Linked DNA regions of Homo sapiens: region 2 is linked to region 1. Evidence: chromatin contacts called from ENCODE Hi-C or POLR2A ChIA-PET data. All regions are on one chromosome and are shown on one strand. The core of a region is the stretch at or near the end of the contact, and the rest is flanking DNA. Distances in the headings are between cores, read along the strand shown.

Region 1 (2,867 bases), core at 9-2,508:
GCCTCCAACCCACATAAAATCATGATTAATGGTAGTTTAATGAAAAATATCTATAAGAATAAAACTAAGGGAAACTGTTCAGAGTTCACTTTTGCATTTTATTATGAAATTTTTCATGAAGAATGGTTGATTAATGAGTACAAAAATACAGTTAAAAGAACAATACCTAGTGCTCAATAAATCAGTAGAGTGACTATAGTAAACAATAAACTATTACCCATTTCAAAACAGTTAATAGAGAATAATTTGAATGTTCCCAGCATAAAAGAAAAAGATTTAAGGTGATTAATATCCCAATTACCCTGATTTGATTATTACACATTATGTAAATTTATTAAAATATCACATGTATCCCCCCCAAATATCTACATCTATTATGTATCAATTTTTTTAAGTAAAAAAATATAGATGGGTTACTACCAAAGGGAAAAAAGATTTTTTGGTGATATAATCAAAATTATAGCACTAAAATGAAGACCATGAATTAGTAAAACAAAAAAAGAAAATTTTAGGAGAACACCTAGAAAAGACTCTATGGCCCAGAAAAGACAGAGCATATGTGGAACACACAAGAAGACCTAATGCCTAGAGAGAAAAGAGTTCAAAGAAGAAAGCATGGTCAAAATCATGATCCTGCTTTGCTGAGCTCAAAACTCAAAATGTCCTGCATCTTTGTGCTTGAATGACATTGTACCAGTTGCCCATGTGACTACCTTAATAATAGGAAGAATTACTTAAACTACAGAGATGAGAACCAAGCAGAAAAGTGCCATGAAGTCTGGGTGACAGGGAGACAGCAGGGAGCACACGGGATGGGATGGAGGAAAGCCACAGCAAGGGGAGCAAGCTGCCTCCCTGCGGCACCTGCAGACCCGCAGTCTTACCAACAGCATGAGTGGCTACAGCCCCTGCCCAGAGGCTGGGTTCCCACCTAGCAGCAGCATTGCTTCTGGCAGCAGCACTTCTGCTGACAGCATCCCTTCTGCTGGCAACAGCCCTTCCCATAGCCACAGCCACACGAGCTGCAGGTGCGGCGGCAGCAGCAGATCACGGGAGTGCTGCAGCAGCCTCCACAGCAGCCACGGCAGCAGGGGCAGCAGCTGGAGCAGCAGCCCACCCGGTAGCACCTGCAGGTGGTGCAGCTGCCACAGCCACCACCGCAGCCACCACCGCCGCAGCCACCACCGCAGCCACCACCACAGCCACCACTGCAGCCACCACAGCCACCACCGCAGCCACCACACCCACAGCAACCCATGGTGTCAGTAGAGAGGACTGAGGAGAAGCGAGGATAGAGGGCTCAGGAGAGATGAAGAGGTCTGATGCCGCCTTCTGTCCGGGGAAGCCCTTATATAGCAACTCCAGCAAGCCAAGCCCAATATGTGGCCCATTTCTTGTTGTTGTTTATCCTATTTCTTGTTGTTGTTTATGAGATCTCATAAAAGATCTCATGAGTTGTCTTACGCCCTACCTTGTGAACATCTTAACAAGCTAATATTGCTAAATTTAACTTTTGCTCATCTCTTAAACCTCTGTTTGGATGAGAACACACCTCTAAGATGTTTGTGTTTGCAAGAACTTAAATGTGTGTTAGGGCTTAAAATAGTGCCCGACACATTGTAAGTATTCAATAGGTATCTTTTGAATTAAATAAATGCCTAGAACATTTAAGAATAATCTTCATTTCTTTATAATCATGAGAGTCTGAATCCAGAGCCAGGTAAAAAGTCTTGTGTCTCTGTTGATACTTCTCAGTTGTCACAGGTTGGACAAAACATTGTTTTTCTCTCTGTTGGAATTCATCACACAGTCTTATGATATTAAAAAAAAACCTTCTTGGCTGGGCACGGTGGCTCACGCCTGCAATCCCAGCACTTTGGGATGCCGAGGCGGGTGGATCACCTGAGGTCGGGAGTTCAAGACCAGCCTGACCAACATGGAGAAACCCCATCTCTACCAAAAATACGAAATTAGCCAGGTATGGTGGCACATGCCTGTAATCCTAGCTACTTGGGAGGCTGAGGCAGGAGAATCACTTGAACCCAGGAGGTGGAGGTCACGGTGAGCTGAGATCATGCCATTGCACTCCAGCCTGGGAGACAGAGGGAGACTCTGTTTCAAAAAAAAAAAATTAGACCAGCTACTCAGGAGGCTGAGGCAGGAGAATCACTTGAACCTGGGAGGCAGAGGTTGCAGTGAGCCAAGATTGTGCCATTGCACTCCAGCCTGGGTGACAGAGTGAAATTCCATCTAAAAAAAAGAAAGAAACAGAGTAGGCATTTCTGAATGTATTACCTTGCACCTTATATCTCACCTTAAAACACAAATATTCTCTTTTCTAGCTCCTTGGGATTTTTCATTCACCAGAAGAATTGCTTGATCATAAAAAATTCCAAAAAAAATATTGTGCTATGTGAAATGCTAAAAACGCAATTATTTAGGGCCTACTCCTAAGTCATCTCCCAAGGGTGAGGTTTCTGTTTGTTGTTTATCTGTTAAATAATTGGGAAAACAAAAGCAACAAAGTTTACATTTGGTGGCTGGCCTTCTCTCGTGCCTCTCTCACGTTTAAGACCCATGGGGAGGCTCCAGGCTTAGGCCTGCCCACGCACTAATGGAATGTTTATTTGGAATGATCCCATTCGGTCCAACTGACTCTACCTGTCAGGCCTCCATTTCCTGCCCCAGGTAGCCCGTGGGTGTGAGTAAGTCAGTAGGGTAAGGTTCTTGCCTGACTATCTCCAGAGTTAAAGGCCTGCCCGGCTAATCTCTATTCTCCAGACAACGCACAGAAGAGGCCCATGCGGTGGAGACCCCGCAGTCCCTCTTGGAACTTACGCTGCAGGTTCTGATCAACAACCACCAGG
Region 2 (2,879 bases), core at 236-2,735, 140 kb before region 1:
ATTTTCTTGCCCCTAAAAAGAGTAAGAAGAGTAGCACTGTTTTATACTTTAACAAATCTCTAATATCTGGCTTAAGACAATGGATTCTCATCTCTGCTTCTGCATTCAAGCTTCTGCTAAATGTTTTAGACAAAGTATAAGAAAAGAATGTAGTCAGACACTGATACATAGTTGAAAAATGAAGGAGTATTATAATTGCCTTTTTATATCATTGTGAACATTTTTTGATATTAAAACTCAACAAATGGTAACTTCTTAAAATTAGTTGCAATATAGAATCTGAAACCATATTAGTGAATTTTCCATATACTTGCATTAAACCTCATTGGTCTATTTCACACTTTTGATGGATCTTTTATTCATGCATGGTCCATGCATAATCATGCACTGGACATTTGAAAAATACTGATCTACTAAGTTATGCATATATTGTAACTGTTGACATATTTCATCACACAATATCAGAAAGTAACATTTACCATTTTCACTACCAATTTTTATCATAAGAAAACTCTTACTGTTGGTAAGCTGTCAAGATTATGGTGGTAAACAAAAGTTTTCTGAACTTATACTTTTTGCTTGAAAGCTAAAATACATCACTAGCAAGAAATGCTGGTATTTTTGCTTGAAAGTTGTGGGCTCACATTCTTCATTTTCAAGAAAATGTCTGCCAAAATGTCTGAGTCTGAAAACCATGTTGTTTCTCAGTCACTCTTTCAAGTAAAAATGCTTTTCCATGAAAAAAAGTTGGTTCATCTCGTAATTCAAGCAACCACCTATATTTTCCTTAAGACAACTGTATTAGTTTGTTTTTATATTGCTATAAAGAACTGCCCAAGACTGGGTAATTTATAAAAGAAAGAGGTTTAATTGACTCACAGTTCCTCATGGCTGGGGAGGCCTCAGGAAACTTACAATCATGGTGGAAGGAAAGGAGGAAGCAAGGCACCTTCTTCACAAGGTGGCAGGAAGAGAATGAATGCAGGAGGAACTACCAAACAATTATAAAACCATCAGATCTTGTGAGAACTCACTCACTATCATGAGAACAGCATGGGGGAACCTCCCCCTGATCCAATTACCTCCACCTGGTCTCTCCCTAGACATGTGGGGATTGTGGGGATTATGGGAATTATAATTCAACATGAGATTTGGGTGAGGACACAAAGCCTAACCATATCAACAACTATCAGACTTCACTGTAGAGCAGAAGTGCTTTCTTAGTACTTCCTATTTCATCACCTGGAATACTCAAAATACATGCACTCCTATGTTAATATTTTGCTACATTAATAATTTTTACTGCTTCATCAAGGAAATCCTCAAGCAAAACTAGGTTGTTCTGTTGGGATTTTTTTGATGTTTTCCTATTGTGAGTGTGTGTCAGTGAAGAATAAATACAGTGACCACTATTAGAGTTTGGTGTCACTGCCTCGATTTGTAGTAAGGCACCAGCAGTTTCACCTTCCACTGCTTCTGCACCATTAGTGACAATGTCAGCACAGTGTAGAAAAGGAAGTAACATCTTATTGTTATTATGAAAAATAAGTTTGACCTTGAGACCCTGCTGAAAGTGTTCAAGGGTTCCCAGGAGTCCTCTACAGTTTGAGAATCACTGCTATAGACCATAGTTTGATATAACAGATATAATTCTAGCAGTATTTCAGATCAAGGGAAAATAGGAAATGTTGCCAAAACACTCTATTTACTTTTCAAAAGCACTGAGCCATTGAGAAAGAATGTGGCAGAGGCCAAGTGCAGTGGCTCACGCCTGTAATCCCACCACTTTGGGAGGCCAAGGCAGGTGGATCACTTGAGGTCAGGAGTTTGAGATCAGCCTGGCCAACATGCTGAAACACCGTCTCTAATAAAAATACAGAAATTAGCTGGCATGACGGCAGGCACCTGTAATCCAAGCTACTTGGGAGGCTGAGGAAGGAGAATCGCTTGAACCCAGGAGGTGGAGGTTCCAGTGAGACAAGATTGCACCACTGCACTCCAGCCTGGGCGACAGAGTGAAACTCTATCTCAAAAAAAAAAAAAAAAAAAAAAAAAAAGAATGTGGCAGAGTTAAAAAGTGTATACTTGGCATCAGATAGATCCTCAACCCCTTATTTATGTCACGATCTGGCAAATGTCAATTTTCTCATCTATGAACCTATAAGTTTGCTGGTTGAGATTAAATAAGATGTATATGAAGAACCTGGCATAAAGTCTCAATGAACAGTGCTTATTTTCTAGCTATTAATCAAATGATACCTTGTGGCATATGCTACATGGTCACCTTGTATTACTTAAATTGCATTTATGCCTTCTCTTTCCAGTGAGATTGTAACATCTTTGAAGAAGGAAACATATCCATGCTATATGCTTCCCTATATTCCCAAAAAGACCCTTCTCAGGGCAAGTCATGATTTAAGCACAGCAGGCCTGTGATTTGTGTTCAGGTTCAAGTACGAGCAACACATTCAGATCCCTCTCTGAATTCCATTTCTCTATCAGCAGTGCCTGCCGTTACCTAGTATCTTCATGATCTTTCAAAATGCTCTAGCAGTGCTTGCTGAATACATGAACTAATTGGTAGATGATGGGAAGACTGTCCTCAAATTGCTTAATGCATTGGACATTCTCTGTCCTTACAGCACGTGGCCTTTCAGAAATAATCAATACTATAAACAATATGTCCTCCTTCCTCAAATATACCCTCTTTGGGCTTTTTATAAAATCTCTTCTTTCTCTTTTTCCAATCACTTTGTTATTTTTTATTCTCCTTTGTCCTCTTTTGCCTGACCTTTAAACACTAAGCATCTTTAAACTTCAGGTCTACAGATTCTTCTCGTCTCACCTTACATTAAATTCATCGGTACCATGTCTTTAAT

Evidence for each region. Hi-C counts contacts between places; a loop is a spot of excess contacts on that map. ChIA-PET counts read pairs that join two places held with the same protein, here RNA polymerase II (POLR2A). Pooled maps may share reads with other maps.
Region 2: a loop to region 1 is called in a map of HCT116, with 2.9 times the contacts of the local background. The contact joins the enhancer-like site here to the promoter of SCYGR8 in region 1. A Hi-C loop is called at or near these places in 1 of 168 maps with a recorded cell type or tissue (HCT116), 1 of 37 single-sample maps with no recorded cell type and 7 of 50 pooled maps. POLR2A ChIA-PET finds 5 or more read pairs at or near these places in 1 of 52 experiments (Panc1).

The regions. Positions count from the first base shown.
Region 1 is chr2:227,744,285-227,747,151 of GRCh38, reverse strand. It overlaps SCYGR8 (small cysteine and glycine repeat containing 8), which reads right to left and starts at 1,258. Exons shown (of 1, transcript NM_001395409.1): 1 at 932-1,258. The coding sequence starts at 1,258. The coding sequence ends at 932.
Region 2 is chr2:227,880,922-227,883,800 of GRCh38, reverse strand. All of the region lies in intron 1 of DAW1 (dynein assembly factor with WD repeats 1), which reads right to left. Among named protein-coding and RNA genes, the nearest start is that of DAW1, 11 kb to the right of the region's middle. Within about 2 kb of position 1,485, at least 3 of the 41 ENCODE cell types and tissues checked have a DNase peak (open chromatin) inside an H3K27ac peak, as active enhancers do.